Regions from separate parts of the Mus musculus genome. Here region 2 is linked to region 1. The links are chromatin loops, found by intact Hi-C in ENCODE. Cell type or tissue: gastrocnemius. All regions are shown on one strand. Each heading gives the region's core, and the rest is flanking DNA. Links, peaks and the distances in the headings are about the cores only. Region 1 has its middle 19 kb from the start of Tsr2. Region 2 holds the start of Gnl3l (guanine nucleotide binding protein-like 3 (nucleolar)-like).

Region 1 (16,111 bases), core at 3,154-11,153:
TCTATTAGGTTCAGTGTATCTGCTTTGCAGGGCAGTAAGCATGGGTCTATTTGCATTCTTCTACATGCAGACATCCAGTTTGACCAGCACCATTTACTGAAGAAGCTGCCTGTTTTCCAATGTGTGTTTCTGCTCCTTTATCAGGAATCATGTGTCCATAGATGTGTGGATTTATGTCTGAATCTTTAGTTTGATCATATTGTTTTATGACAATACCATGCTGTTTTTATTTCTATAGCTTTGTAGCAAAACTTAAATTGGGGATAGTGGAACCTCCAGCAGTTCTTTTATTATTCAGGATTGTTTTTGATATCCTGTTTTTTGTTTATTTGTTTTTGCTTTGTATTGGTGTGTGTGTGTGTGTGTGTGTGTGTGTGTGTGCGCGCGCGCGCGCGCGCGCGCGCTTAAGAGTGTGTGTGCATGTTTCCATGTGAAGCTTGAGATTATCATTTCAAGATCTGTGAAGAACTGAATTGGAATTTTGATGGGAATTACATTTAATCTGTAGATTGCTTTGGTAGGATGGCCATTTTACTTTATTAATCCTGCCACTCTATGAGCATAGGAGATCTTTCCATTTCCTGATATATTTTTCAATTTCTTTCTTAATTGTCTTAACATTTTTAGTTTTTTGTTTTGTTTTGTTTTGTTTTCAAGACAGGGTTTCTCTGTGTAGCCCTGGCTGTCCTGGAATTCACTTTGTAAACCAGGCTGGCTTTGAACTCAGAAATCCACCTGCCTCTGCCTCCCAAGTGCTGAGATTAAAGGTGTGTGCCACCACCACCCTGCTTAGTCAGGGTTTCTATTCTTGCACAAACATCATGACCAAGAAACAAATTGGGGAGGAAAGGGTTTATTCAGCTTACATTTTCCTCACGGCTGTTCTTCACCAAAGGAAGTCAGGACTGGAGCTCAAGCAGATCAGGAAGCAGGAGCTGATGCAGAGGCCATGGAGGGATGTATTACTGGCTTGCTTCCTGGGGCTTGCTCAGCTTGCTTTCTTATAGAACCCAAGACTACCAGCCAAGAATGGCACACTGTTTTTGTCTTTCTGCTCCTTGTTCAGTACATTGTCATCTTGGACTATCTTGATGACTCAAGACAGATTTACATCTTTTTATGTCTAAACCTAGCCACTGTAATACAGACAATATTTATAAATATTGTCCAAGATTGTGTAAATTTGACATTTGTTTTTACTGTTTCCTTTGCTGTTTTGATTTTTGTTCTTTTTCTTTTTTTTTTGAGACAGGGTTTCTCTGTATAGCCCTGGCTGTCCTGGAACTCACTCTGTAGACTAGGGTGGCCTCGAACTCAGAAATTTGCCTGTCTCTGCCTCCCAAGTGCTGGAATTAAAGGCATGAACCACCACTGCCTGGCTGTTTTGATCTTTTTATTTGATGGAGTCCCACTTATTTTTTTCTATTATTGCTGACAACTGTTTTAATTAAATGTTATTAAGACCCAAAAAAGTATGTCCTTATGATTCTATGGATTTTTTTGTCTCCCCCTTTTTTGTTTCTGATTTTGTTAATTTGGATATTCTCTCTGCCTTTTGTTCATGTGGTTAAAGATTGCCAATCTTACTGATTCTCTTAAAGAACCAACTCTTTATTATATTAAATCTTTGTATTTTGTTTGTTTTTTGTTCATATTTTATTGATTTTTAGTCCTGAGTTTGAGTATTTCTTGCCATCTACTCCTTATGAGTGTAATTTTTTTCTTTTTGTTCTAGAGCTTTCAGGTGTCCTGTTAAGTTACTAGTATGAGATTTCTCGAATTATTTTATGTAGGTACTTAGTACTATGAACTTGCCCCTTAGACCTGCCTTCATTGTGTCTCCCTATAAGATTGTGTATATTGTCTATTCATTTTCATTCAATTCTAGAAAGTCCTTAATTTTTTTTCTTAATTTCTGTCTTGACCCATTTTTTTTAATCCAGTGGAGAGTTGTTCAGGTTCCATGACTTTGTAAGCCCTCTGTTGTTGATATTCAGCTTTAATGCATGGTAGTCAGATAGGATACAGCGAGTTACCTCAATTTCTTTTACCTGTTCATGCTTGCTTTGTGTATAAGCATATGGTCAATTTTTGAGAAAGTTCTGTGAGGTTCTGAGAAGAAAGTATATTCTTTTGCATTTGGGTGAAATGTTCTATACATATCTTTTAGGTTCCTTGGTTTATAATTTTAGTTAATGCCAGGCTGCATCCTGCCTGCTGCTGGGGTGCCTGGAATGATGCTAGAATACCATTCAGGGGAGGCAAAATTCAGTCCATAATGGTGGTCTTCAGTCCCTGTTTCCTGAAGTGGGAAAAAGCAGAATTTGGAGTATGGGACGATTGCTGTGGTTCCCAGCACTGCAGGCAAACTGCTGGAAGTTGTGAACCAAGCAGGATCCCTGGTCCATGCTTACCCTAAGGGCATCCACACACCTGGCAAGAAGGGGAAGACAGAGCCCAGGATGGAAGTGGAACTTGGTTTCCTTCCTAGTGAGTGCTGAGAGTTCAGAGGGGCTGCAAGAGAGAAGGCCCTCTCCTGGAGATTTAGACGTGGCTCTTAACCTTTGATGAAGAGATAGATGGCCCTTACTTGTTCAAACTGCTGTATTTGAAGGTGGATGTGAATATACACCTCATTCAGGATGAACCAAGGATTAAATACCTTTTTTGAGAAGGAATGCCTAGGAAGGGAAGCTCATTGGCTGAATACTCCGGGCTTCAGTCTTGTTACCCCCCACCCAATACCTGATCATGTTACCCTCTTCACATACCCCATCCCCTTTTCCTTCCGGGTTCCTCCCTCCCTTCCCCCAACCCCTGCTTCTCCCTCCCAAGTGGGACTGAGGCATCCTCACTTGGGCACTTCAGCTTGTTGAACTATGTTGAGTTCTGTGGACTGTATCTTGGGTATTCTGTACCTTTTTTTTTTTTTTTTTGACTAATATCCATGTATTAGTGAGTACATATCATACATGTCCTTTTGGGTCTAAGTTACCTTACTCAGGATGATATTTTCTAGTTCCTCCTATTTGCCTGCAAAACTCAGGATATCCTCGTTCTTAATAGCTAAGTAGTATCCCATTGTGTAAAAAACAAAAAAACAAAACAAAACAAAACAAAAAACCAAAACATTTTCTGTATCCATTCTTCTGTTTCAGAACATCTGGGTTGTTTTCAGCTTCTGGCTATCACAGATAAGGCCACTATGAACACAGTAGAACTTGTGCTCCTGTGGCATGGTGGGGCATCTTTTGTGTATATTTCCAAGAGTGCTATAGCTGGGTCTTCAGGTAGATCTATTTCCAATTTTCTGAGGAATCTACAGATTGATTTCCAGAGTGGTTGTACCAGTTTGCAATCCCACAAGAATTGAGGAGTGCTCCTCTTTCTCCACATCCTCTCCAACATGTGTTGTCACCTGTGGTTTTGATCTTAGCCATTCTGATTGGTGTAAGGTGGAATCTCAGGGTCGTTTTGATTTGCTTTTCTCTGATTACTAAGGACTTTGAACATTTCTTTAGGTGCTTCTCAGCCACTAGAGATTCCTCTGTTGGGAAATCTTGGTTTAGTTCTATACCCCATTTTTTGATTGAGTTGTTTGGGTTTTTGGTGGTTAGCTTCTTGAGTTCTTTATATATTTTGGATATCAGACCTCTCTATCAGATGTGGTAACCCCACATCTGATTTTTTTTCTGAATCTGTAGGTTGCTGATTTGTCTTATTAACTATATTCTTTGCGTTACAGAAGCGTTCCACTTTCATGTGGTCCCATTTATCAATTTTTGATCTTAGAGTGTGAGTCACTGTAGCTCTATTTAGTAATTTCTCCCTGTGCCAATGAGTTCAAGGCTCTTTCCCACTTTCTCTTCTATTAGATTCAGTGTATCTGGTTTTATGTTGACGTCCTTGATCCATTTGGACTTGAGCTTTGTGCAAGGTGACAAATATGGTTCTATTTTCATTTTTCTACATATAGACAGCCAGTTAGACCAGCACCATTTATTGAAGATGCTTTCTTTTTTTCCACTGTATATTTTTGGCTTTTTTTGTCAAATATCAATGTGTGTAAGTGTGTGGTTTTATTTCTGTGTCTTCAATTCTATTCCACTGATCAACGTGTCTGTCCCTGTCCCAATACCATGCAGTTTTTATCACTATTACTCTGTAGTATAGTTTGAGGTCAGGGATGGTGATCCCCCCCCCCCGCCTTTCTTTTATTGTTAAGAATTGTTTTCGCTATTCTGGGTTTTTTCCCTTTCCAGATGAATTTGAGAAGTGCTCTTTCCATGTCTTTGAAGAATTGTGCTGGAATTTTGATTGGGATTGCATTGAATCTATAAATTGCCTTTAGTAGGATGGCCATTTTTACTATGTTAATTCTTCCAATCCATGAGCATGGGAGATCTCTCCATTTTCTGAGATCTTCTTCAATTTTTTTCTTGAGAGACTTGAAGTTATTGTCATACAGAACTTTCACTTGTTTGGCTAGAGTTACTCAAGATATTTTATACTATTTGTGGCTATTGTGAAGGGAGTTGTTTCTCTAATATCTTTCTCAGCCTGTTTATCCTTTGTATAAAGGAAGGCTACTGTTTTATTTGAGTTAATTTTATTTATTTATTTTTGGGGGGAGGGGTCGAGACAGGATTTCTCTGTGTAGCCCTGGCTGTCCTGGAACTCACTCTTTAGACTAGGCTGGCCTTAAACTCAGAAACCCACCTGCCTCTGCCTCCCAAGTGCTGGGATTGAGTTAATTTTATATCCAATCACTTTGCTGAAGTTGTTTATCAGCTGGAGAAGTTCTCTGGTAGAATTTTTGGGGTTGCTAATGTATACTATCATATCATCTGCAAATAGTGATACCTTTCTTTTTTTGCCAATTTGTATCCCCTTGACTCTTTTCATTGTCTTATTGTTCTAGCTAGCACTTCGAGTACTATATTGAATAGAAGAAGCTCAGATCAAAGGCCCAGAAAATGTTTTCAACAAAATCATAGGAGAAAAGTTCTCCAACCTAAAGAAGAAAATGCCTATCAACATATAAGAAGCATATAGAACACCAAATAGACTGGACCAAAAAAGAAAGTCCCCTTGGTACATAATAATCAAAATACCAAAAATACAGAACAAAGAAATAATATTGAAAGTTGCAAGGGAAATAGACTAAGTAGCATATAAAGGCAGGCCTATTAGAATTATACCCAACTTCTCAATAAAGACTCAATAAAGCCAAAGGGTCTGGACAGATGTGCTGTAGACTCTAAAAGACTAAGATGCCAGGCTAGACATAGTACTATACCCAGCAAAACTCCAAATTAATATAGGTGGAAAAAACAGATATTCCATGATAAAACCAAATTTAAGCAATATCTATCTATAAATTCAGCCCTAGAGCAGAAGATGCTAGAGGGAAAACTTGAACCTAAAGAGTGAATAATCCAGGCTCAGTCCTTTCTGCTGGGACAGACTGCTAGCTAGTCTGCTCTCCTGAAGACACCATATCCTGAGGCATCCCAGAAGGTGGTACATGTCTTTAATCCTAGCATTAGGGAGGCCAGCCTGGTCTACAGAGTGAGTTCCAGGACAGCCAGGGCTATACAGAGAAACCCTGTCTCAAAAAACCAAAATAAATAAATTAATTAATTAAGAGGAAAATAGCGGTCACTTTTGGAGGGACTTCCCTTTGCAGAAAGATTTAAGGAATACTGGATCTGATAAGGAATTGTTAGGAATGGCGATGGTGGCATTACAGGAAGTGAGGGGTTTAGGAAAATGGTATTACAGAAAAGTAGAAAATGGTATTGGATGGAGGAGAGGATCACTGAAAAAGAGCAAAAGCTGGGAGACAGCCCTGGCCACTGTTGGTGGCAGCTCAGGGAAGCCCCCAGTGGAAAAGGACTGTTACTGCAGTAAAGAAGGGCTACTTTTGGATTTGTTCAATTATGGAGGCTTACATCTTTGAATATTGAAGTCCCTATCACATTAATTTCACACACATTTGTTTTAATTGGTGGTGGCTCGTGCCTATAATCTCAGCAGGAAGATTGCCACCAGTTCCAGGCCAATCTGGGCTTCATGCAGGCAAAACATCTGTCCATACACATAAAATGAAACTGCAAATTTAAAAAGCAAGCAAAATCAAAGCATTTATTGACCGTCTACCACGCATTATGTTCTGGGACGGCAGGCAGAAGTAAGATGAACTGAGTCCCTGTCCTCTCTGTTTATTCTGGTTAGGAAAAGACAACTAACAATAGCATGGATATGTGGTTATATGAACAAACTTCAACTTTAGAAGTTGAAGTATTCATGATTTTGTATTTCTCCAATTAAATGAAAACCACTGTAGGTTTGGACTTTTATTCACCAACAAGTTGTCCATTACCGTGCTCTTGGATGTTTGCTTCCTCTAGCTTATCCAGGAATTGATACACACAGCAAAGGAGGCTGCTCAGATACAAAGGGGTGGGGACTGAAGGATGTTCTACTGCCATGACTGTCAGTGTATGTCATTGCCACAACGTGTCGCTATTGACCACTAGTCAGCTTCCATCTGCCGCTGCGGGCCTATCTGGCCACTTTTCCTACTATATACTTAAATACTCCTCAAAGACAGTACTTGCTCTGTGGCCCTGGGTTCAGACTGAGGCGGGGTTTGTCTGTCATAAACTCCCATTCTCCCCTTTCCCCACGATTTCCCCAGGCATTCTCTTTCAAATTCTGAAATTCCTCTTCTTGCGGAAAAGAATTTGGTTCCCCCTAAGGACATTTCTATAGCAGATTTCTGTTATTGCTGGTGTTTTTGATTCTTCATTCAAAAAAAAAAAAATCTTCCAAACCTAATTTCCCCAAAGAAGATCCAGGCTCTAGTGGACATTTATGTTGTACTTGGTCTCTCAGGATTCATTAACTATTCTTTTGATAACAGAAATCATGTTGTGGGCAGTTTAGTTTAGGGTTTTGTTTTTGTTTTGTTTTCTTTTTGTTTTGTTTTTTTTTAAAGACAGGATTCTACTGTCTCCCACAGGCTGACCCAGAACCAGAGGTCCTCCTACCCCTACCCCCTTGAATTCTGGAATTGTGTGTGCAAACCCCTATCTCTGTTGGAAGATGGTTTTACTCCCTGGTCCTGAGGATGGACCCCAGGGCTTTGTGCACGATAGGCAGGTGCTCTACCATTGATTTACACCCAGACCTTATAGGGTTATACAAATGACAATATCTTCCCATTGGATATGATTTGGGGCTGTCAACTGTGGTATCCTGCCCTCTAGTAAAATTAAATTAAATTAAATTAAATTAAATTAAATTAAATTAAAAAATGTACACAGGCCCCAAGTCAGCTCAATTTAGATTAAGGTAGTGCATTTCCCAAATTCTAATGCCCATACAAATCACATTGGGGTCTTATTATAACCTAGTTCCAAGTCAGTAGGGCTTGAGAGCCTTTGGGCCTACAAAGCTCCCAGGTGATACTGGTCTGTAGATTATCCTTTGAATAAAACAGAAGTGAACAATAGCTAGTATACCTTCATCCAACTACAGCAACCTGGAAACCACATTCTTCAGTATTCCCTTTCATTCTCCATTCTGGAAGAAAAGGGAAGGGGTGATTTCCGTTCAAAACATACACACAGAGACACACACACACACAAATGCCATGCTGGGCATTGCTCCTCCCATTTCTCCTACACTCTTTCTCTTATGGCATAGCTTCATGACAAAGTACTTGCCTATTGTAACTGAGGTTCTGGGTTCAATGCCCAGCATGGTGTGTGTGTATGTGTGTTTGTGGTTGTGTGCCTATGTGTACATGTGTGTGTGTTTAGTGCACACATTTGGCTGTCTATCTGTCCCCAAACAGCAAATAGCCATGTTTAGTGGCTTACACTTGTGATCCAACTTCATGAGAGATGGTGGCAGGATTTCTGGGAGTTCAAGGCCTACCTGGTCTAATAATCAGCTTCAGACCAACCTGGGCTACAGAGTGAGACCCTGTCTTGGGAGGTGGAAACCATGTCTTGAAAAACAAACAAAACAAAATAACAACAACAACAACAAAAACCCCACTTGATAACTTGATAGCACATGTCTCCCAATAATTGACAAGGAGAGGCAGGAAGATTAGGAACTCAAGGTTATCTTTGGCTACATAGCAAATGGGCTACATAAGACCCTGCCTTAAAAATGAACAGAGTGCACAAGAGATTATTCCTACATAGCAGATTTGAGGCCAGACTGGAATGTGTGAGTTTGTTTAATAAAATGGGTTTTCAAACATAATACTGTCATATATTGAAGATAACAGAAAAAATGGACAAACAACAGTATTCCCATTTACTGTTTAAGTTATTGAAAGTATGTGTTCAAAACATTTAACATTAAAAATACAATAGTTTACTGAAGGCTTGAAAGAGATATATTTAAAAGGTGATTAGAGTTTTTGTCTCAACTTCTTACCAGAAAGTAGATCTTCTAACTTCAAAATATCAGGCTGTAGCAGATTGTTACCATTGATATGATTCTTTCAGAAAGTTCTTATTTCAATAAATAGAAATGAAACACACTTTTCTCTATAAATATTAATCTTTGATTAAAACCCTCATCTGAAATTCATAGTTCATGGATACCATTATAGGTAAGACCCAACAGTTAGAAATTCCAGGAACTTTTAAGCTTTGGCTTCTCCTAGGCAAGAGCTATTGTTCTTTTGGGGTTTCCATCTAGGTCAGTTTCTAGAGGGGAGGAAGCAACACCTCTCCATTGTTCATAGAGTGGCAAACATTTTATTTACATGGCTTTTTCTCGAAGGCTTCATATATTTCTTGATATCAAATATAATGAAAAAAATATGTTCCCTCAAATGTTAGTTTACAATAGGCTTATTATTCCATATCCTGTCACAATTTAATAGGGCCCACCTATACATTTAAAAAGGGGGGTTGAGCCGGGCGTGGTGGCACACGCCTTTAATCCCAGCACTTGGGATGCAGAGGCAGGCGAATTTCTGAGTTTGAGGCCAGCCTGGTCTACAGAGTGAGTTCCAGGACAGCCAGGACTACACAGAGAAACCCTGTATCAAAAAAAAATTAAAAATTAAAAAATAAAAAGGGGTTGAATTGCTAATACATCATTCATTGGAATTTTAAATATTAATCTGAGAAAGTGTCCCCTCAAAATCACTCTGTGAAAATTGACAGAAGTTTAGCCCAGCCTCAATACCATACTTATAACTTTTTATTTTAATTAGAATTTCTTGGTTAATCCTCACAGCAGCCCTGTAATATTTGTGTGAATGTGCCCTGATTATCCATTGAAAAAGCTGGGGCTCATAGAAAGGGAGATATTGGTCCCTAGAAATTATTTATCTGGGAGTCGGCAGAGATTTACCTCATAGTGTTCATTTATACAATGTATGCTGTCATGGATGTTGTGTCTGGCCGTATGGTTTATGCATAACATAAGGGTGTCCAAACCAGAGGATGTGTGTGCTCTAGGCAGAACCTAGGTTAAACAGAAGAAAAGTGCCCTGCTTTTTGAGATAGTGTCTCACTAAATAGCACAGTCTGCTCTCAAGGTAAAGTGTGATGGGATCCCTAGGCTCATGAATTTTTATAGGGAAAAGAACTCTGGGGCTGGAAAGATGGCTCAGTGGTTAAGAGCACTGACTGCTCTACCAAAGGTCCTGAGTTCAATTCCCAGCAACCACATGATGACTCAGAACCATCTGTAATAGGATCTGATGCCCTCTTCTTGTGTGTCTTAATATAGCGACTGTGTACTCTCCTACATAAACTAAAAATAAAAATCAAACAAAAAACAGAACTCTGATGGGGCGGGGGGGGGGGGGCACCTAGCCTTTCCCTGGCAGTTCACTTGGGCTTGTGTGCACTTTCTTCTAAGTTCAGTTTGGGTCTCGGTCTGTGGAGCTGGAGCTGTAGCTCAGGATCTGTGTGAGGGCTCCAGTTGAGAGTTTACAGGACTCTTCTGGATGTTTAAGCCTTAGGTATAGATGTCTCATACACCATCCTGCACTCTTAGACTCACCTTCCTCATATGTAAACTTACCTTCTGGCTAACTCAGCCTCTCACTGCTGCGGTGAGTTCTGACCTCTCATTCTCAGTAAAATGGACCAAGTCTTCAAATTTCAAGTCCAAGTATACCACTCTAATCATTTCCTACTCTTCTAGTTGACTTACCTGTCCTATGGGAAAAAATGTTCTTGTTTAAGTCACATTTCCTCCTGGAGAGGGTGATATTAAGGTCAGCTTACAGGTCAGACAGTGGGGGGTGCACAGGTTTAATCCCAGCACTCGGGGGGGGGGGGGCAGAGGCAGGTGAATCTCTGAGCTCAAGGCCAGCCTGGTCTACAGAGCGAGTTCCAGGATACCCAGAGTGACACAGAGAGACCCTGTCTTGGAAAAAGAAAAGAAAAGAGAGAAAAGAAAGACAGCTCCAAGGATTTGAGGGTGTTGTCTCTACAACCACAAAGCACCAACCCCTATTAACAATTATGTGAGCTTGACAGAAGACCCACAAGCCACATAAGATTGTATCCTGGGCCATATATAAAATTGTGATAAGATCCTGCACAGAGGACCTAGCTAACATGTGTTTGAACTTTGTCATGGTGCTGCTCAGGTGGAATCTCATTGCATAGACCAAACTGGCCTATAACTCAGGATTCTCCTAAGCACTTGAGTTGATTAACTTCATCACTTATTTATTGGTGCTAGATATTCGTGATCATTAACAGAGTTATCAACTCCATGTAGAATCTCCTAGGAGAACACCCTCTTGGCTTGTCTGAATGAGTTTCTGGCTTTGGGTTACTTGAAGTGGGAAGACCCTATTCCATGGACTGGGGTCCCAGCTTTCATCTGTGTTCTTCCTGAGTGTGGATGCAATGTGACCAGACACCTCCCACTCTTGCCGCCATGACTTCCCTGCCAAGATAGATTGTACCTTCAAAATGTGAGCACAACCCCCCCCCCAAAAAACTTTCCTTCTTGAAGTTGCTTTTATCAAGTATTTTGTCATAGTGATTGTACTGGCTAGTTTTGTGTCAACTTGACACAGCTGGAGTTATTACAGAGGCATTTTCTCAACTGAAGCTCCTTTCTCTGTGATAACTCCAGCTGTGTCAACTTGACACAAAACTAGCCAGTACAATACTATTCTGGTCTTGGAAAGTTCGGTTTGAAAAGTGCAACTGAATGGCAAGAGTAATTTTGTAATTTCCTGTTGTCTTAGTTATGGAATAGAAACCCTGACTAAGACAAATTGGTACCAGCAGAGTGGGGTATTCCTGTGACAACCTGACCATGTTTTGGGGAGGACTGTGGAAGGACTTTGGAACTTTGGGCTTGAAGATCCATCCGTTGTTAAGAGCTCTGTCGGATGTTGTGTAGGAGCTTGGAAGATAATGTTGAGAACACTGCAGAAGATGGAGGTCTGGTTTGTGAAACTTCAGAGGGAAAATTAAAGACTCTTTTCAGGGCCATTGCTGTTTTGATTGTGAAGATTCTGTAGTTCTGGTTAGCTGAGGCTGAAGAATCAGCTGTGATTAACAAGATACCAGAACTACCAAAGCAACAACTTTGCATTACTGGGACTATTGATGCTGGTTAGCTGGAGCTAAGAAATTAGCAGTGATTAAGAAGAGACCAGCATCATTGAGGTGACATCTTCTGGGAAGTGTTTTCTGAAAGCACAAAGAGGCTGTGTTCCAGAGATGGCCAAGGTTGTACTCCTGCTGCAGCAGGACTTGGTAATATGTAAGGGTCACCCAGGTGGTACTGGTTTTGAAGGCATGAAGGGGTCACGCAAAGCAGCTGAGGCTTGGCACTGTGAGAGGCCATGGAAGGCCATTGGTGAAGGTGCAGCCTCAGTTGCAATTGAAGGCCCAGGACTGAAGGGGTCATGCAGTGTTTTGGAGATGCCAGTACCATGAGATGACCACCAAGAGCAGCAGCAGCAGTGGAGTACAGGCATCTGGAGCCTAGAGGATGACACGTGTCCTACAAAGGGCATGGCTAGAGAAGTGACCCAAGCCCTTGGAGAAGCCCAGAAGATCGTGAGTTGGATCCCAGACATTGGATGGTTGGAGGTTGATTTTTGCTTTTGATTGTGACTGTGCCCTGATAGTTTCCCTCTTGAAGGAAGAAACTGTTTTAGTGGAGCCCACAGTTAAGAGACTTTTAATTGTAAAAAGACTTTGGATTTTAAAAGAGATGGATATTTTAAAGAGATTGAAATTTTAAGACTATGTAAAGACTGTGGGACTTTTAAAGTTATTTAGATCTTGGGAATAATAAGATTGTAAGGGTTGAGGCTTGCTAGTGATGTTTTTGTGTGTCAAGTTGACAAGGGGTCAATTGTACTGGCTAGTTTTGTGTCAACTTGACACAGCTGGAGTTATCACAGAGAAAGGAGTTTCAGTTGAGGAAATGCCTCCATGAGGTCCAACTGTAAGGCATCTTCTCAATTAGTGATCAAGGGGGAAAGGCCCCTTGTGGGTGGGACCATCTCTGGGCTGGTAGTCTTGGGTTCTATAAGAGAGCAGGCTGAGCAAGCCAGGTGAGGCAAGCCAGTAAAGAGCATCCCTCCGTGGCCTCTGCAACAGCTCCTGCTTCCTGACCTGCTTGAGTTCCAGTCCTGACTTCTTTGGTGATGAACAGCAGTATGGAAGTGTAAGCCAAATAAACCCTTTCCTCCCCAACTTGCTTCTTGGTCATGATGTTTGTGCAGGAATAGAAACCCTGACTAAGACAGTGATTAAAAAAAAAAAAAGTAACTAATATAGAAAACTGGTACCAAGATGGGAAGGGCATTGCTGTGAGAAACCTGACTGGACTTATGAAGTTGTTGTCAACTTAAAACAAACTCAAGTCAGCTGGGTAGAGAGGTCCTCAGTTGAGAAAATTCCTCCATCAGGTTGTCCTGTAGGCAATTTAAAAAATAAATATTCCTTCAGCCACCAAATTCAGGCACTATTGCATATGCCAGCAAGATTTTGCTGAAAGGACCCTGATATAGCTGTCTCTTGTGAGGCTATGCAGTGGCTGGCAAATACAGAAGTGGATGCTCACAGTCATCTATTGGATGGAACACAGGGACCCCCAATGGAGGAGCTAGAGAAAGTACCCAAGGAGCTGAAGGGGTCTGCAACTCTATAGGTGGAACAACAATATGAACTAACCAGTATCCCCAGAGCTCGTGTCTCTAGCTGCATATGTAACAGAAGATGGCCTATTTGGCCATCATTGGGAGGAGAGGCCCCTTGGTATTGCAAACTTTATATGTCCCAGTACAGAGGAACGCCAGGGCCAAGAAGTGGGAGTGGATGGGTAGGGGATCAGGGCGGGGGGAGGGTGTAGGGGAATTTCAGGATAGCATTTGAAATGTAAATGAAGAAAATATCTAATAAAAACTGAAAAAAATATTCTTGACTAATCATTGATTTGGGAGGATCCATCCAGCCCACTGTGGGCAATGCCACACCTTTGCTAATGGTCCTGGATGCTATAAGAAATGAGCCTGAGCAACCACATAAAGGAATTGAGTACAGCGCTGGTCCTCTATGGCAGCAGTTCTCAACCTGTGAGTTTGTGACCCCTTTGTGGATCAAAGGACTCCTTGACAGGGATCATGCCTAAGACCACTTGCATATCAGATATTTATATTATGATTCATAACTAGAAAAATAACAGTTATGAAGCAGCAACAAAAATAATTTTATGGTTGGAATTCATCACAACATGAGAAACTGTATTAAGGGGTCACAGCATTAGGAAGGTTAAGGGCCATTGTTCTATGGCTTCTGCTTCGGGTTATGCCTTCAGGTTCTTGCCTTGAGTTCCTGTCCTGTCTTCAAGATGGTCTGTGACATGGAACTGTAAACCAAATAAATCCTTTCTTTCCTAAGTTGCTTTTGGTCGTGGCCTTCATCACAACAATAGAAAAACAAATGTGGACTCGGTGACTTTATAGTTTTGAGATCTTTGGAACTGGTTTGTGAATGAACTATGAAAGACTTGGGGTTGGGGTCTAGAAAAGCCAGAAAGCACTATAAAAGCAGGGTCAATGGGACATTCTTGGGGACGTTTGAAAACAGGAGTGCTAAGAAAAAGACAGTACAGGCCCAGCTCACGATGTTTCAAAAGGAAATAAAAACCCTACCACGGACCAAGGTAGAGAGCATTTGAGTTGTATTTGAGCAAAGAATCTGGTTTCCTACTCCATGCATCCCAAGAAGTGGAGTTAAGTTGAGTTCAAAAGTAATAGAGTAATTTGTCTAGTGGAAGAGACCTAGATAGGAGTGTTTGAGCTGTGACATTGTCACTGCTTAGCCAACACTTCAGTCAGAGCGACGGGTGGAGCAAAAAGATAGGAAAATGTGATGCTTGGTGAAAAGAGAACATTTAAAGCTGCAGACAAGATGGGTCCTGAGAAAGTACCTTGTAACTGCTAAAGAGGTTAGCAAATGGTCAGCCCTGAAAATATACAAGTAACATTATATGGACTGAATAGGTTTTTTAAATGTATATTACATACACACACACAAAAATCTATGTATGCAATAATAATTAGTGAAAAAAGAGGCCATGAATTTGAAGAGTAGGGAGGGTCATATGGGAGAATTTGGCAGGAGGAAAGAGAAAGAATAAACGTTGTAACTATACTAAAATCTCAAAAAAAAAATTTAAATTTAAAACAAAAAAACTGAAGAAAAAGAATGAGAATTTGAGAGAGAGAGAGAGAGAGAGAGAGAGAGAGGAGAGAGGGGAGAGAGGGGGGACTGGGTTAATGAGTCATCAGTGATTAAAAGTGAATATTGCTCACGGAGGGCTGTGGAACAGCCCTAGGTCTGAACCAACCAAAGAGTACAAATGGAGGGTCCCATGGCTCCCGCCGTATATGTAACAGAGGATGGCCTAGTCAGACATCAATGGGAGGAGAGGCCCTTGGTCCTGTGAAGGTTTGATACCCCTGTGTATGGGAATGACTGGGCAAGGAGGTGGAAGTGGGTGGGTTGGGAAGCAGGGGGAGGAGGAGGGGATAGGGGTGTTGTGGAGGGGAAACCGGGAAAGGGGATAACATTTGAGATGTAAATAAATAAAATATCCAATAAAAAATTGGGAAAAAGGCAACAAAAACAGTAAAAATACATATAAATATATAAAACAGTAAATAAAACATATATTAACCTTCATGGAAAAAAAAGTGACTATTGCTCTTGTGAAGTGTGAGAGTTCAGCTCTCAGCACTCATGTCAGGTGGCTCACAACCCTTTGTAACTCCAGCTGCAAAGGATCTGATGCACCTTCTCCTGTACCCCACAGGCACCTGCACTCATGTGCCTGCACACACACACACACACACACACACACACACACACACAAATACACAGAGAGAGAGACTCACACACAGGGGTGGGAAAGGCAGAGGGCAAGAGTAGCAGAGAGAGAGAGAGAGAGAGAGAGAGAGAGAGCTGCTCTGGCCAAGGATAATAAGAAAGATGCCCAATGCAATGACAATGCACGCCTTTGATCCCAGCACTTGGGAAGCTGAGGCCAGCCTAGTCTACAGTGTAAGTTCCAGAGTTCCAGTAGAGCCAGTGCTACAAAGAGAAACCCTGTCTTGTAAACCCCGAAAGAAAAAGAGGGGGGAGGGGAGAGAGGAGAGAGGGAGAAGGGAGGAGAGGGAGAGGAGAGAGGGAGAGGGGAGAAGGAGGGAGAGGGAGAGGAGGAGAAAGATGCTCTGAAGCTCCATTTTATGAAACTCTTGTGAAATTTGAATAGCAAATACTGTCAAAGGAGTTCCCTGCTAAAAACAATTACATAGGCCAGTATTGCTCGTCATCAGCCTAGAGGCTGGTGTAACTGTGATTAGATTTCCCTCAAGGAGGCCCTTAGCGGCCATTGTGTAAAATTGTGAAGGTAAAGCCTAGGTTTCCATGGAGACCACTGAATATTGGGGTTGCTAGGACAGTGGAACATCTGCTGTGAAAACCTGCAGGTGCACAGTGGAGCTGGCTCAGGGGAGAGGCTGCAGGCAGAAGGGCTGAATTGTGCAACACTCCCAAAGCCCTTACGGAAACCAGATACA
Region 2 (16,111 bases), core at 5,392-13,391, 100 kb after region 1:
CCAGGCTGGCCTCGAACACAGAAATCTGCCTGCCTCTACCTCCCAAGTGCTGGGATTAAAGGCGTGCGCCACTACTGCCCGGCGTTCACTTTCTTCTTTATGCTATACTGTACCCACATGTACATTTGTTTACACACACACACACACACACACACACACACACACACACACACACACACTATTGGCTGAACTCCACATATGAAAGAGATCTTGCACTTTTTCTCTTTTCTTTCTGAGTCTGTATAACCTTGCTGAATATTATACATTTCAATTCATTCAATTTTCCTGCAGTTTTTTATTTTATTTTATTTTTTTGGTTTTTTGAGGCAGTTTTTTTCCCGTGTAGCCCAAGCTGTCCTGGAACTGAATCTGTAAACCAGGCTGGCCTCAAACTCAGAGGTTGCCTGTCTCTGTCTTGTTGGCACATGTCTTTAATCCCAGTACTAGGAAGGATCTAGGAGTTTGAGGCCAACCTGGATTACATAGAGAGTTCCAGGACAGCCAGGGCTATGCAGAAACACTGTATCAAAAAAAAAAAAAACAAAAAAAAACAAAAAACAAAAAACAAAAACCCCAAAAATCCTCAAAAACCCAACCAACTAACCAAACAAAAAGATGTGGGTCACCATCACATGGCTGAGAAAGCTCCATTTGCTTTGGCAATAGAAACATAAAATTCCTAGAAACAATTTCCAAAAGAAATGCCTAAAACCTTTTTGAGAAACATTCATAACATCCCAGAGGAAGAAATAGAAAGGTGTCTCATGTTCTTAGACAGGAAGATTCACAATTATAAAAATTCCAATTTAACTTTTGAGTTCTTCTTTTCTTTTTGATATTATAATTACATAACTTTACCCCTTCAAACCCTCCTTTTAATTAGTTGATAGAGGAGAAAATGATCAAAATAGATTGTATGAAAAAACTTTTAATAACAAATGTAATCTTTTCCCATGAATTAAGTATCTTCTCTCCCCTTTTCTGTTGCCATTGCTGGCTTTTCTTTTATTTCTAGAACCTTGTTAAATACTTAGAAAGAAAACTCTTGTCAGTGACGACTTTAGGGTTTTGTTTGTTTGTTTGTTTTGTTTTGTTTTGTTTCGAGACAGGGTTTCTCTGTTTGGCCCTGGCTGTCCTGGAACTCACTTTGAAGACCAGGCTGGCCTCGAACTCAGAAATCCGCCTGCCTAGTGCTGGGATTAAAGGCGTGCGCCACCACGCCCCGTGCCCTGTATTTTTAAAACTTTGCTAATGGCCATTTGTAATCAATTTTCTTAAGACTTTTAAAATTAAAAAAAAATCAAGACAAAAAAAATTTTCTGCCTGTCCTGGACCAGACTGTCGAACTCACAGAGACCCACCTGTCTTTGCCTCCCAAGTGCTGGGAGAAAAAGTATGCATCATGATGACCCAGATTGTTTTTTAAAATTTATTTATTTTATGCATATGAGTGTATTTTATGTGTACCATGTGCATGCCTAGTGCACCTAGAGGTCAGAAGACATCGGACTCCCTTGAATTGGAGTTATGAATGGTTGTGAGCTACTATATAGGTGTTGGGAATTGAACCCTGGTCCTCTGCAAGAACAACATATGCTCTAAACTACTGAGCCATCTTTCTAGCACCAGATTTATTTTATTTTAAATTGTATGCATGTGCATGTGCACATGAGTGTAGGTATCCTATGTACATTAATTTTTAAATTAACATACAAAATAATGGATTGCATTATGCCCTTTTTTTTTTCTTTTCTTCTTGTTTTCTCTGTTGTAGTAGCCCTGGCTGACTTGGAATTTGCTCTGTACACCATGCTTGCCTCAAACTCAGAGATCCATCTATCTCTGTTTCCCAAGCACTGGAATTACAGGCCTATACCACCACTGCCAAGGCTGTCCTGGAACTCACTTTGTAGACCAGGCTGGCCTCGAACTCAGAAATCCGCCTGCCTCTGCCTCCTGAGTGCTGGGATTAAAGGTGTGCGCCACCATGCCTGTTACCAGGCTTTTAAGGCAGGTGTCTATGCCTGCTAACCCATCTCACCAGCTCCTAGTTGGTATTTCTAAAGTACTTACTCTAAAATTATGAATATTAATTCATAAAAGCTAAGCCCAGTGGCACATACCTGTAGTCCCAGCTAACCTGGAGGTTGAGATGGCATTGCTTAAATCCTGCAGTTTAAGACCAGAGTGGCTAACATAATGAATTCTTAAAAATTAATTTTTATTATATCCATGACTGCCTAAGTATTAGGTGAACATGAACAACAGCAATAGACATATCAAAGTGGACAGGAGAAGGCCCCCATGCCTTCAACCATACACAAAAAACTGTAGGCAATTTAAGGGATACTGAGAATTGGAGAGAAATAGAATTCCCTAGGGAAGAGCACACTAATTGGTTGTTTAATACCAAATGATCAGTCCTGAAAACATACTTATAAGTAACATTATATTGACTGAGCAGGTTGTATTTAGGATTATGTATGTATATACATATACATATATACATACAATAACAATTAATGAAAAAAGGTCAGCCGGGCGTGGTGGCACATGCCTTTAATCCCAGCACTCGGGAGGAGGCAGGTGGATTTCTGAGTTTGAGGCCAGCCTGGTCTACAAAGTAGTTCCAGGACAGCCAGGGCTACACAGAGAAACCCTGTCTCGAAAAACCAAAAAAAAAAAAATAAAAGGTCATGTAAAAGAAAAGAAGAGAACATAGTTTGTATTTTGTTTGGTTGTATTCTTAGGCAGGATCTCACTGTGTAACCCCAGCTGGCCTGATTCTCACTATGTAGCCCAGAGTGGCCTTGAATACACACAGTGATTCTCCTAAAAATTATATTTATAAATAGCTTTGATGTTCAAAATATGTGTTAAACATTAAAAACAGAATTCAACAATGATGAAAACTCCAATACAATTATAAATCTTTATACAACAGTTCTTTTTCTTTCTGAGAAAGGTTTCAGTCCATGGTCCAGCCATGGTATTATTGCTGAACTAAACACAGATGTGCAGGTACCCTTGTACAGTGCCACCTTATGTTCCATTGGCACATTCCCAGGAATGCTAAAGCTGCTCCTTATGCTAGTTGAATTTTTAGTCTTAGTTTTTTGATGTACTCCCATACAAATTTTCTTTTGTTCTTTTCTGGCTTGTCTGTCTGTCTGTCTCTCTCTCTCTCTCTTTCTTTCGAGAAAGAGTTTCTCTGTGTAGTCCTGGCTGTCCTGGAACTCACTCTGTAGACCAGGATGGCCTTGAACTCAGAAATCCGCCTGCCTCTGCCTCCCATGAAGGTGTGTCAGGATCCCATTACAAATGGTTGTAAGTCATCATGTGATTGCTAGGAATTGAACTCAGGACCTCTGGAAGAATAGTCAGTGCTCTTAACAGCTGAGCCATCTCTTCAGCCCTGGATCCAGGTCTTTATATTTAGACAGAAACCAACAGAGTCATTTCTTCAGCCCTCAAACCTCTAAGATAATTCATAAATTCATCAAAACTCCTCTAAAAATCCCAATTGAAATTTTGAAATTTATGTGATAATATATAAAATCACCTTAAAGAACTAAAGAGAAGAAACTGCCTTATCAGATACTAAGTTACACTACAAAACATTACAATCAAAGTAATATTACTGCAAAAACAAAACAGACCTTTCTATAAGTATGTGTGTGTAAAGTTGTCATAATAATTTAATGGGAAAAAGAGAAATTATTTTGTATTTGATGGCAGGAAATCTGGCTTATTGCATGAAAAGAAGGACAACTGTATTTCTACCTACTGCTTAAAAGTGTGATTCTAATATATCTGGCACAGCAGCACAGGCTTTTAATCCCAGCAGAGGAGGCAGAAGCAGGCAGATCTGGTGAGTTCCAGGCCAGCCTAGTCTTGTCTCAAAACAAAAGGAAACAAAACAAAAAATGTGGATCCTACATAAACAGAGATCTAATATTAACCATTAAAACCATGTTGACAGAAAAACAAAAGAATCTTTTTGCAGCCTATAAGGGAACTGCTTTAAAAATTAAATTCCCAAACTAAATCTTCAAAAAAATGCAGTAAAGGCCCACTGCAGTAGCCAACTCAAGTTAGATGTGATGGAGATTCCCTACGTATTCTTATGTTCTATCCTGTTGAAAATACCCAATCGTAATATAATTACAATAGAACAAGAATATAAATTTCAAATTTGGGACATCCTAAAAGTCAAGTAGCCTAGACTCTTCAAATCTATCAATATATTCAAATAGTATCTGGGCAGAGTGACACTCATCTGTAATTCTAGTAGTTAAGGAGGTAGGGGCAGAAGCATCAGAAATTCAAGGTTATCTTCTAATACCTAGCCAACTTGAGATCAGCCTGAGCTACATGAGATCTTGTCTCAAATAACAAGCTCACAAAATACAGAAAAGGTACAAAAAATAAAAGAAAAACATACAACTCCTGACAAAATGTAGGAGTCCATTTATACATTAAAACAGGTTGTGTGTAATGCATGCATGTTGATGAGATGCTGGGATCCAAAAATAGAATTAGCTTTTAAAACATTTTGAGGATAATTGGGTAATTTGAGAATGTGACATGCACATATTTGTATACAGAAGATCTATGCATGCACTAGATATATACATTAATTTGCATTAACTTTTTGGCAGCATTGGGGATGGAATTCAGGGCCTTGTGCATGCTAGGAAAATATTCTGCCACTGAGCTACAACCCCAGCCCTAGACTATATTTAAGTTCATTATTAAATTATTGTGGTTTTTCTGTAGTCTTAGGGATTGAAATCTAGGCCTAGCCCATGCTAGACAAGTGATCTCACACTGAGCTATATCATCAGTCTCCTTTTTGACTTTTTTAAAAAAAGATTTTCTAAAAAGATTTATTTATCTAATAAATATATATCTAAGTACACTGTAGCTGTCTTCAGACGCAATGGAAGAGAGTATCAGATCTCATTACAGAAGGCTGTGAGCCACCATGTGGTTGCTGGGATTTGAACTCAGGACCTCCGGAAGAGTAGTCAGTGCTCTTAACTGCTGAGCCATCTCTCCAGCCCCCTTTTTGACTTTTTAAAATTTTAGACAGGATCTCATTCAGCTGCCCAGGTTAGTCTTGAACTCATTCTGTAGCTCAGATTGCAGGACTAGGGGTGAGTTTGGCTCAGTGGTAGAATGCTTGTAAATACACATTAAGTTCAAAATTCAAACTTAGTACTAAAAAGTACTACATAGGGGCTGCAAATTTAGCTCACCAGTTATGAGTACTGATAGCTTTTTAGGATTGAGGTTCAATTCCTAGCACTTGCAAGGTAGCTCACAACTGTAACTCTAGATACAGGGGATCTGACACCTTCTGGCCTCTCTAGGCAGCATGCATGCACATGATACACATACACGCACAAAGGCAAAACACCAATACACATAAAATAAATAAAATACTGCTAATTATAGTGGCTCATAGGTGTTGCAGCTGAACAGAACTGTTTAATTGCCTCCCTCCCTGGGTAGCTTGTATAGTATTTTTGGAAGCTTGGAAACTAGACCATAGGAAACAGGCTTTCAGGCTAGACCCAGCTCAAATCATAAGAGTTTGTCTTAAGTGTACAGTGTCTTCAGCATCAAGGGCTTACCCTCAAGCTCTGAGAGGCAACCAAGAGCTACATCAATAATCTATACTGTTTTCAGAGTCACTTTGACTACCCTGACCAATCATTTGAAAGGAGTTTTCTCATGCATGGTACTGGGGTTTTGTTAAGCTATGGTTTTTGTGGAAGTATTATCAGCTCAAGTGGTTTAACTTCCTTTAAGATAAAATAAATATTATTATATATTATATATTGTATAAACACACATATATACATTATATATAAATATATTATATATAATATACATGTATACACACACACACAAACACACACACATACACGCACAATTTTAGGTGCGTATAAAATGATTCCTGGATGCTTTATCAAATAACCTTGGTGTTGTTCACAGCCAGAGTTTTAGTTGAGAAAATTGGGTTTGATGCATAAATTTGCATTTCTAAGATCCTCTGGTAGTCCAAGTATCACATTTTGAAAAGCACTAATGGAAAAAATGAGATTATTTGCAAATTTTATCTTCATTCTGTTTCTGTGTTTTTCATGCAACCGATGAGCTTGTATTACTTTACAGGTTGTGTTGTATCATAAACTCTCTTTCATCTGTACTCCATACTTTGCTGTTCCTCCTGGAGACAATCATTTAAGATTGAACTGGGGATGTAGCTCAGATGGTACAGTGCTTGTCTAACATGCAAAAGGTATTGTGTTGGATCCACTGCAGGGCATACATTTAAATTGGGTGTGGCGGCACAGGCTTCTAATCTTATTATTCCAGAGCTGCACAGAGAAGGATCAGGAAGTTCAAGGTCATCCTGCGATACAGAGATTCTGAGAACATCCCGGGCTAGAAGACATTCTGTTTCAAAATCATGAATTTCCTTTTTAAATCACTCTGCCTGTGCAAACCAGGATGATCTTGAATTTCTGATCCTCCAATCTCAGACTCTGTACTCAGGGGATGTACTACCATACCTGGCATTTATATTTCTCTTTATCCTGATCCAATTTTCCCAATGCTACCTATTAAACTGTTCAATCCCCATTGACTTGTGGTGCAGCTCTTAATTTCAGTTGACAAATTTGCTTCCAGCCAGTTTTGTACTGGGTTTCTATGAGAGTTCAAAGATGAACTGTCATTTCTCTGAGGAGTCCTCTCTCCTGTGGTGATGAAGCCACATTAAGAACTATAGTGTACAGGGACTGGAGAGATGGCTCAGCAGTTAGGAGAGCCTGTTGCTTTTGCCGGCGACCTGAGCTCAGCAGCAAGCTTTCACATGCAGATGGCTCACAACCATCAGCAACTCCAGATTCAGAGGATCCAAAGCATCCTTCTGCTCTCCACATGCATCAGGAAGGTATATGGTGCACATACATACACACACACATAACAGCAAACTCACAAACTAGAACAAATCTACAAAAAATTTAAGAAAAAAACCTACTACAGTGTAGTATTGTGATAAAGGATGCTGTGATTCTTACTCAACTGGGAGTCATAAAAACGCTGGTATTAGAAATTTCATAGAGCTACAATAGGTAAATAGAGCCTGTAAATACTATGGCTACTTTGGGGGTCCAGAAGAATCTGGGGTCTAGAGAGAAAGGTAGCAGCCAATCCTGTACTATAAGGGGAGGGAGAGCAAAAGGGCTTGTTTTCAGCAGGAATGAGTTGCAGATGAAGAACACACGTTCTGGGTGGTTGCCTTACCTAGCCCAACCCCCACCCTTAAGGTTTAGACTTGAGGAGAGGGAAAGGACTGGAAGTAAATGACCAGGAAGGAATTAAATTAATAGTTACGCTTTTTGGAGGGTTATCTCACTTCCCAGTCAAGTCAGAAGTTTCCTGAAATGGTTATTAAAGACACCCTTACCTACCCTCGCTTTAGAGATAGGTTTATTTTCTGCAGACACAGGAATCATACATGAGGGAGAAGAGGGTAAACCGGTGAGTGACAATTCCAAAGAGTTTCGGTTGCTGCTCCCGGCTGAGCCTTGCTATGCTTTAGAGTCCCGTGAGACTGGAAAGCTGCTGAAAACAGCGAACTCATTTCAGGTGGGATATACGCAGCCAAATAGACACGTGATTCCGGCGGCCATTTTCTCGCACCCGGTCTGTCGCCATCTTCCAGGAGGACAAACTATTGCCCCCTACCCTCATCTAATGCTGCCAGTGATTACTTTGGTAACAGACTAGAGAAGATACATCCTTAACCCTAGCCAGGAAGCCGCACAAAAGAGTTCGTCTTACAAATAGCTTTTGTGGCCACATGAGTATACACACACACACACACACACACACACACACACAAACAAGACACAGATACACACAACTGCCCCCCCTCCCATCGCCAGGCTCCCGCCCCCCTCTTCGCTATTTCTTTACCCGCCGGCAGCCAGGAGGCGGGGCCAGCGTGGGAGCGGGGGCGGGACTGTGCGGCGCAGCAATTATATCGAAACTCCGCCCTTGCGTCTTACGCAAATTAGGCGGAGCAAAGAGCTGGGCTGGGATCCGGAAGTCTGGGCGGAGCCTAGCTGCGCACTCCTGGACTGGCGACGTTGTGCTTCTAACAGCTCTCCGAGGTCCCTGCCGGAAGTGTAGGTAAGAGACTACTCTCTTTTTTTTCGTGGTGAGTGCTCACCAGGCCAGCAGTATAGTAAAGATTGTTTTTTTAAAGGTGAAACCAGAGATGCTCGCCATCCTGGACTAGAGAGGTGAAAAGCTGGCTCTCTTGTAAAGTAGAAGGGCCTGGAAGAGGGATACGGATAGCTCCACATGTGGCGATGCGCTGAACTGCATTCTGGCGGCCTCCTAGAGAGGCTCTAAAGATGCATCCTGGCTATGTAGAGAGGCACTGACCATGCGTATGAGACAAAATGTCGGTTGCCCTCCGCCTTTCAGGATATTTGGGCGTCATTTCGCATTACTGCCATTTCTCCCATGTAGACAGACGCCCCCATCCATGTGTGAGAAGGTCTATTACGTTTATACTTTCATTGCGTAATGGAGACAGGTGTGTCGACCCATCAAATGGTGGATGATATCATCCCTGCCCTATAAGAAAATAATTTCCAATACAAGGTTGAGCAGGCCGACTTCTGGCTTATTAAGGCATAGGTCTTTAACGGGGCTTGTCCATCTCCATACTGCGATAGGGGAGCTCAGAATTGTGTAATATCTAGAGGAAGAGAGCTCCTAACGTAGAGACCCACCCTTCTCATGTTTACCCTTGTAACCAGTCACCAGACACCATCAGCCCTCAAAATCATTGGAGACAGAGACTTATGGGCAACCACACAGATTTACCCCTCCCCCTTCATTATGGAAAATTAGACCCCCATAGCTACCCCATAAAGAATTGCTGTTTTTCTGACGGTAGTAAAGGCCCACCCAAACTGGCTTACAGTACCTGGGAACAGACTTTAGTCCACTGAGATAATGCTATGCCTCTCAAGTAGACCCTCAGGGTAGAGAAACTCAGGTTTATTTTCTTCCCTTTTGAGGTAGAGACAGAACCCCACCCTCCAAATGATTTATAATCACCAGATTGACCAAGAGAGGGGGCATCTGAGCAGTAGAGATGCAGACAACTCCCCCCTCCCATTTAGCCCAGAAAGCCAGTGATATCACTGATCATCCTACAATGCAGTGCATTCGAAATCTCTCCTCATCCATAGAATAGGAGCTCAGATTTTCTCTACTTTTAAAATTGTATTTATTTATGTATATGAATGCTCTATTTATTTACATGTGCACCTGTATGACAGAAGAGGACATCGGATTCCACGATAGATGGCTGTGAGCTACTATATAGTTGCTGGGAATTGAACTCAGGACCTCTGGAAGAACAGGCAGTGCTCTTAACTGCTCTTAACCACTGAGCCATCTCTCCAGCCTCTTAATTTTTGTTGTTGATTTTTTTTAAAATTTATTACGTATTTTCCTCAATTACATTTCCAATGCTATCCCAAAAGTCCCCCATACCCCCCCCACTTCTCTCCCCCCCCCACTCCCATTTTTTTGGCCCTGGCGTTCCCCTGTACTGGGGAATATAAAGTTTGTTTGTCCAATGTGCCTCTCTTTCCAGTGATGGCCGACCAGGCCATCTTTTGATACATATGTAGCTAGAGTCAAGAGCTCCGGGGTACTGGTTAGTTTATAATGTTGTTGAAGCTACAGGGTTGCAGATCTCTTTAGCTCCTTGGATACTTTCTCTAGCTCCTCCATTGGGGGCCCTGTGATCCATCCAGTAGCTGACTGTGAGCATCCACTTATGTGTTTGCTAGGCCCCGGTGTTGTTGATTTTTTTTTTTGAGACAGTTTTTTTTTTTTTTTTTGTGGGGTGTGTGTGTCCTGGAAATCTCTCTGTAGACTAGGCTGGCCTTGAACTCAGAGATCTGCCAGCCTTTGCCTCCTGAGTGCTGGGATTAAAAGTATGCATCACAACTGCCAGATATTTCTTCTCACCTAAGGTAAAATGAGAGATGCACACTTCCCAAGGGAGGAGCAAATTCATTGAGTTTATAATTGCATGGCCTTATGCCTTGTTTTTTACTCTCATAGAGAACCAGAAGCCGGGCGTGGTGGCCCACGCCTTTAATCCCAGCACTTGGGAGGCAGAGTCAGGCAGATTTCTGAGTTCAAGGCCAGCCTGGTCTACAGAGTGAGTTCCAGGATAGCCAGAGCTACACAGAGAAACCCTGTCTCGAAAAAAAACAAAAAAAAAAAAAAGAAAAAAAAAAGAAAAAAAAGAAAACCAGAGGCCCTATTCCCTTCAATACTAATGTGCTGTTGACTTCAATCCACATGAAATCTATACACATCATTCTAGTCTTCTAGTCCACCACCTATGGAAGGATTCAGAATAGCTTCCATCAGGCAAAAGTGTGTGGACCCTACTCATTCAAAGCTGCCCACTTTCCTTCATACTACCTCATCATGGAAATAAGCATAGCAGCTTTGCCCCTCCTTGACAGATGAGTAATGAGACCCAGGCTCTATCTTCCCCAACAATTACAAATTGCGTGGACTAGTGTCCTCCCGTGTAGCAGAGACGCACATAGAGACATAGCCACTGTGCCGGATTCTTTAGTCAGTGACCCAAGAACAGAGGAACAAATGACATGTCCTTCCTCTTGCCAGGGTGCAGACCCTATCCACATAGGCAGGTGAGATGCCCCTGCACCGCCTCCTGACATTAGCATTGACTTCAATCTGTGCAGCCGAAAGTAAGGATTCTGAGGACCTATTTCTCCAGGATTGACTCCCGGGATTTGTTTCCTTCCCCCTCTTGAAGGGTAGATGACATGCAGAAGCTCCCTTCAAAAAGCACACTATCACTCCTCTTCACTGATGAAACATATTATCTGTTCTTCCCAGTGTGGAGGTGTTTAGCACCAGTCTTTTACCTGGGATATGATACTACAAGTACCCACTTGTATCAATTATTGTATCAATAATTGTATTGGAGGCATGGACTCCATCCAGGAAGAAAGGTTCTGATCTATTTCTTTCTTCGAGTGATATAATACTGCTTTCCTTGTGTCTGCTAAGCCATATTAGGCCCTAGATCCAGAATAGTATTCTCCCAATTTCCCAATTGTTTAGAGCTTCCCGATCATGTTCTGTGACATTTTATTTTGCCTTTCCAGGGCTTAAAGGAGAGTTGTGGTTCCTAGGTCTGTCTTCAAATTCCTGCTTCTGTTCCAACAGGAAGAAGCAGACAGATTTGAACATCTCTGTTTCCAGCTTCTCTGATCATCATGATGAAGATTAGACACAGTGAGTTTCTTCTACTAGTCTCTTCAAAGCCTATACATTTAATAGTCATAGTATTTTTCACAACAACTTTGCTGTCTTGTTTATTTATTTATGGGAGGTTGGCCTTGAACTTGCTATGTAGCTGAGTCTGGTCTTGAACTCTTTTTCTCCCCAAGACAAGAGTTTAATTGTGTGGCCCTGGCTGCCTTGGAACTTGATATGTAGGCTAGGCTGGCCTCAAACTCAGAGATCCACCTGCCTCTGCCTCCCAGTGCTGGGATTACAGGCGTGTTCCATCATATGTGGTTGCTTTTTTTTTTTTTGAGGCTAGCCTCAAGCTCTTTTAAGTACTCCATTGTGGCCTCAAACTCCCTTACCATCCTGCTTCAGTCTCTCAAGTATTGGGACTGTAGGAGTGTGTTGCTGTGCTCAGCTCACAACTTCAAAACTACTCAGTATGTTCCTGCTCTCTCAGTCTGGGTCTTTTACATATGATATCTTTGATAGTCTCATGATTTCTTGTAGTTCTTTCTCCCGTTCTTGTTTTATAAATAGGAAAATGGAGACTCAGCAAGGTTAAGTGACTGAATCTGAGGTAAACAGCAGTTAATATCATGTGATGCTGCATAGTAGGCCCTAACATCTGTCTTTAGAACTTAGACCTTCGGGGCCTAGCAAACACAGAAGTGGATGCTCACAGCCAGCTAATGGATGGATCACAGGGCTCCCAATGGAGGAGCTAGAGAAAGAACCCAAGGAGCTAAAGAGATCTGCAACCCTATAGGTGGAACAACATTATGAACTAACCAGTACCCCGGAGCTCTTGACTCTAGCTGCATATGTATCAAAAGATGGCCTAGTCGGCCATCACTGGAAAGAGAGGCCCATTGGAAACGCAAACTTTGTATGCCCCAATACAGGGGAACGCCAGGGCCAAAAAGGGGGAGTGGGTGGGTTGGGGAGTGGGGGTGGGTGGGTATGGGGGACTTTTGGTATAGCATTGGAAATGTAAATGAGCTAAATACCTAATAAAAAATGGAAAAAAAAAAGAACTTAGACCTTTCAGTGGATCCCATAAGTTGTACCAGTTCTATGCTGGAGCCACATTGATTTCATCTCACCTCTTTTTTAAAATTAGCTGGATAGCTTTGGCCAAGTCACTTAATTCCTTAACTCCATTTTCCTTATTTACAACACAGAGGTCATTGATTATAATATCCACCCATTTGTATTTGAGGATTTTATTGATTTTGTTCATTTTGACAAGAGGGTCTTTCCAGGTAGCTTGTGCTAGCTTTGAACTTGTCATCCTTCTGCCTGACTCCATCCCTGAATTGCTGACTTTACAGATGTCAAGAGGCACCACATCTGTCAAGAGGAATTTCTTTTTGAGCCAGTGTCTCATGTAGTTCAAGCTGGCCTTGAAGTCACTATATAGTTGAAGATGACCTGGAACAGACGGATCTTCCTGAATCCATCTCCTTAGTCCTAGGGTTATAGGCTGATGAAACCAATTCCTGGTATAGGATTCAAAACTGTTTCTTCATTTATGTATGCATGCATGTGTATGTATATGTGTGCAACTGTGTGGTATAGCACATGCATGGAGGTCAGAGACAACTTGTGGTAATCAGTTCTCTCCCTCTACCACCTGTGGGCCAAGGGGATTGAACTCAGGTTGGCACGCTTGATGACAGGTATCCTTTTATCCATTCAACCATCCACTGGGGCCCAGGAGAGGTTTTGGAGATTGTGTCTCACAATATTTCTCAGTCTGGCCCTCAAATGCTGAGCACAAGCTATCCTTTTACCCTAGTCTCCTGAGTTTCTGGAATGATGAAGAATTCATGAATGTAAAGAGATGAAATGGTTAGGGCAGTGCCTAGCACTTTGTAAGCACTTTCTGTGACTACAGTCGCTTCTGCATTTCCATTGGAGACTCTTTTCAAGGTCTCTGGCAGGTATAAAATCAGTGAGCACTCAAGTCTTTTTGTAAAACAGCATAGTATTGTCATCATAGCCTACACACACTTTCCCCTGTAATTCAAAACATTTCTAGGTTCCTTGTAATACAATGTAGAGTACAAGTAAATAGTTGTTAGACATGTTTAGGGAATGATGACAAATAATATCCAGTACAGATAGTTTTTTAATTACATGAATTTATGTATGTCTGCTTGTATATATTCATGCCATGGTATACATGTGAAGGTCCGAGAACAGCTTTCAGGAGTGAGTTCCTTTCACTGTGTGGACCCCAGAGATTGAGCCCTAAGGTCTGGTGGCAAGTTCCTTTACTCACTGAGCCATCTTGCTGGCCCATAGATGCAGTTATTGTTTCACAGTTAGTTGAGTCAATAGATGCATCACCCATAGATATGTAGAGTTAACTATGCTATAAGTATTTGAATAAAAAATTGAGCCAGGCATAACAGTGGACACCTTTAATCCCAGGACTCAGGAGGTAGAGCCAGGAGAATCTCTTGAGTTCAAGGCCAGCCTGGTCTACAGAGGGAATTCCAGAACAGCCAGGACTATACAGAGAAACCTTGTCTCAAAAATATAAATATATATACAAATATATACACACATATATAGATAGATATAAAAATATATATTTATATATATAATTTCCCCAGTTTCACTAGGCATGATGATGCATACTTATAATCCTAGCACTGAGAAGACAGAAGTAGGAGAAATATTACAAGTTTGAGTCTTAACTACATAGGGAATTGTAGCCAGCTTAGATTATATAGCAAGAACTTGTTTCAAAACACTGCCAACATCCAGACTTGTGCTCCTTGGAATTTAGCTCCCTAAAAGATGCTGCCATCACATTGCCTGATTTCTGAATGTTAGACATTTCTTAACTAAATCAGACCCAGTGGATGAATTGCTGTTCTTTCTTTCAGCCTTCAGAACTTGTCTCTTTTCTCTCTCATTTTTAAAATTCTTATGTTTTTATTGATGTAGTGTTTCACTCTGTAGCCCAGGCTGCCCCAACACACTATGTAAAGAGCCTCCAGCAGCAATTTTCCTACCTCTGCCTCCCAAGGGCTGAGATTACAGGCATGAGCCACCACACCGTGCCGGGGTAGATTTTTTTTTAAAATATATTTTTTTAAAGATTTATTTATTTATTATATGTAAGTACACTGTAGCTGTCTTCAGACACTCCAGAAGAGGGAGTCAGATCTCTCGTTACGGATGGTTGTGAGCCACCATGTGGTTGCTGGGATTTGAACTCCTGACCTTCAGAAGAGCAGTCGGGTGCTCTTACCCACTGAGCCATCTCACCAGCCCGGGGTAGATTTAAAGTGTATTTAGGTACATTTTTTGTAGTGATTGGTATCAAAATCCAGGACCTTGTGTGGACTAGGCAAGTGATCTCTACCTGAACTTTATCCCCAGATAATTTTAGTTGAACAGTCTTGAGGGATTATTTAAAAGGCAGAGTGTTTTATAATTTAAAGAGTTTACAGTAACCAGGCATGGTGATTCACACCTCTATTCTCGGCATGCTGAAGACAGAAGTAGGATTACTGCAAGTTTTAGGCCAACCTGAGTTATATGTTGAGATACTTCTCAAAAAAGAAAAAAAAATCTAGATTGAGGACCTAGCTTAGTGGATAAAGTGCCTTCCATGTAAGCATGAGGACTAGAGTTCAAATCCCTAGGACCCACATAAAAGCTGGGCAGCCTCTTGTTATCTCTGTACCTCAGGGGCAGGGATAGCAGTCCGTGGGGTACCGGTAAGCTGGCTAGGTAACGTTAGCCAGGTCAGTTAGCTCTGGGTTCAGTTGAGAGGCACTGTCCCAATAAAGTGGAGAGGAACTGAGGAAGACATGTGATGTGAACATTGGGCCTCCACATACATGCACATGTACCTCCATACCTACTTTGTGCCTCACATATGCAAGCATATATGTGCAGCACATGCATCATATCCACATTCACATGGAAATTAAAAAGCAAATTATTAGTTGGATGTGGAAGTTAATGCCTGTAATTTCAGCGCTTGAGATGCTGAATCAATAGAATTGCTGTGGGTTGCAGGTACACCTGGGATAAAAAGTGAGACACTGTATCAAATAAACTCAAAAATGCCCCAGACCCCAAACCTCATAATTGCAAGTATTGGTGGCAGAGTTTTTGCTGGAGGCAAATAATCTGGAGGTAGCCTTTTTGCTGGCCATTTGATTAATACACATTAGTAAAGATATCCTGGTGGGGCAACAGAGGGAAAGGAGGTGCCTGTATGACTAAAGAATGAATGCAAGGTTTCAGTATCTAGGAGACTGGACATGTAAACTTGAAGATGGTAGAGAGGCATCTGAGACTACTTTCAGAAGTTCAGGAAACTGAACACAGTGCCCCCTTTAGTCTAGTCATGAATGGATGGTTGGGCGTTAGTTGCATAAGGTCAGTGTAAGGGTAAGAGTAATTGTGAAGGTAAGGATTAGAGTTAGGTAGGGTTAGTGTTAGGGTTAGGGAAAAGGGAAGGGTTAGTGTTAGTATTAGCATAAATGTAAGGGAAGTGTTAGGGGATGGTTTTGTGTTTGGAATTGGTATTGTAGTAGGGAAAGTGGTAGGGGTAGGGTTAACAGTAGGGGTAAGGGTAAGCTAAGAAGAAAAGGTAAGTGTAAGGTTAGGGTTAATAGTAGAAATGGCCAAGGGGTAGGGGTCAGGTTGGGGCTAGGCATACATGTAGGGGAAATGGTAGGTGCATGTGTTGGAG

The links. A loop is a pair of places that touch in the nucleus more often than their neighbours do. Peaks named below come from ENCODE experiments on the same cell type or tissue, not always from the same donor. Only the 100,000 strongest peaks of a DNase experiment are listed, where the experiment ranks them.
Region 2: a loop joins it to region 1, with 2.5 times the contacts of the local background. A loop is called at or near these places in 3 of 42 quality-filtered maps.

Annotation. Positions count from the first base shown.
Region 1 is chrX:151,107,400-151,123,510 of GRCm38, reverse strand. No RefSeq gene overlaps it. Among named protein-coding and RNA genes, the nearest start is that of Tsr2, 19 kb to the right of the region's middle. In gastrocnemius, for the core only: CTCF peaks have their summits at 5,883 and 6,524; DNase peaks (open chromatin) are centred at 5,945 and 6,539.
Region 2 is chrX:151,009,301-151,025,411 of GRCm38, reverse strand. It overlaps Gnl3l (guanine nucleotide binding protein-like 3 (nucleolar)-like), which reads left to right and starts at 8,090. Exons shown (of 16, transcript NM_198110.2): 1 at 8,090-8,211; 2 at 11,323-11,391. The coding sequence starts at 11,373. In gastrocnemius, for the core only: a CTCF peak has its summit at 8,396; DNase peaks (open chromatin) are centred at 7,344, 7,720, 8,063, 8,385 and 1 more place; H3K4me3 peaks cover 1,954 bases; H3K27ac peaks cover 1,687 bases.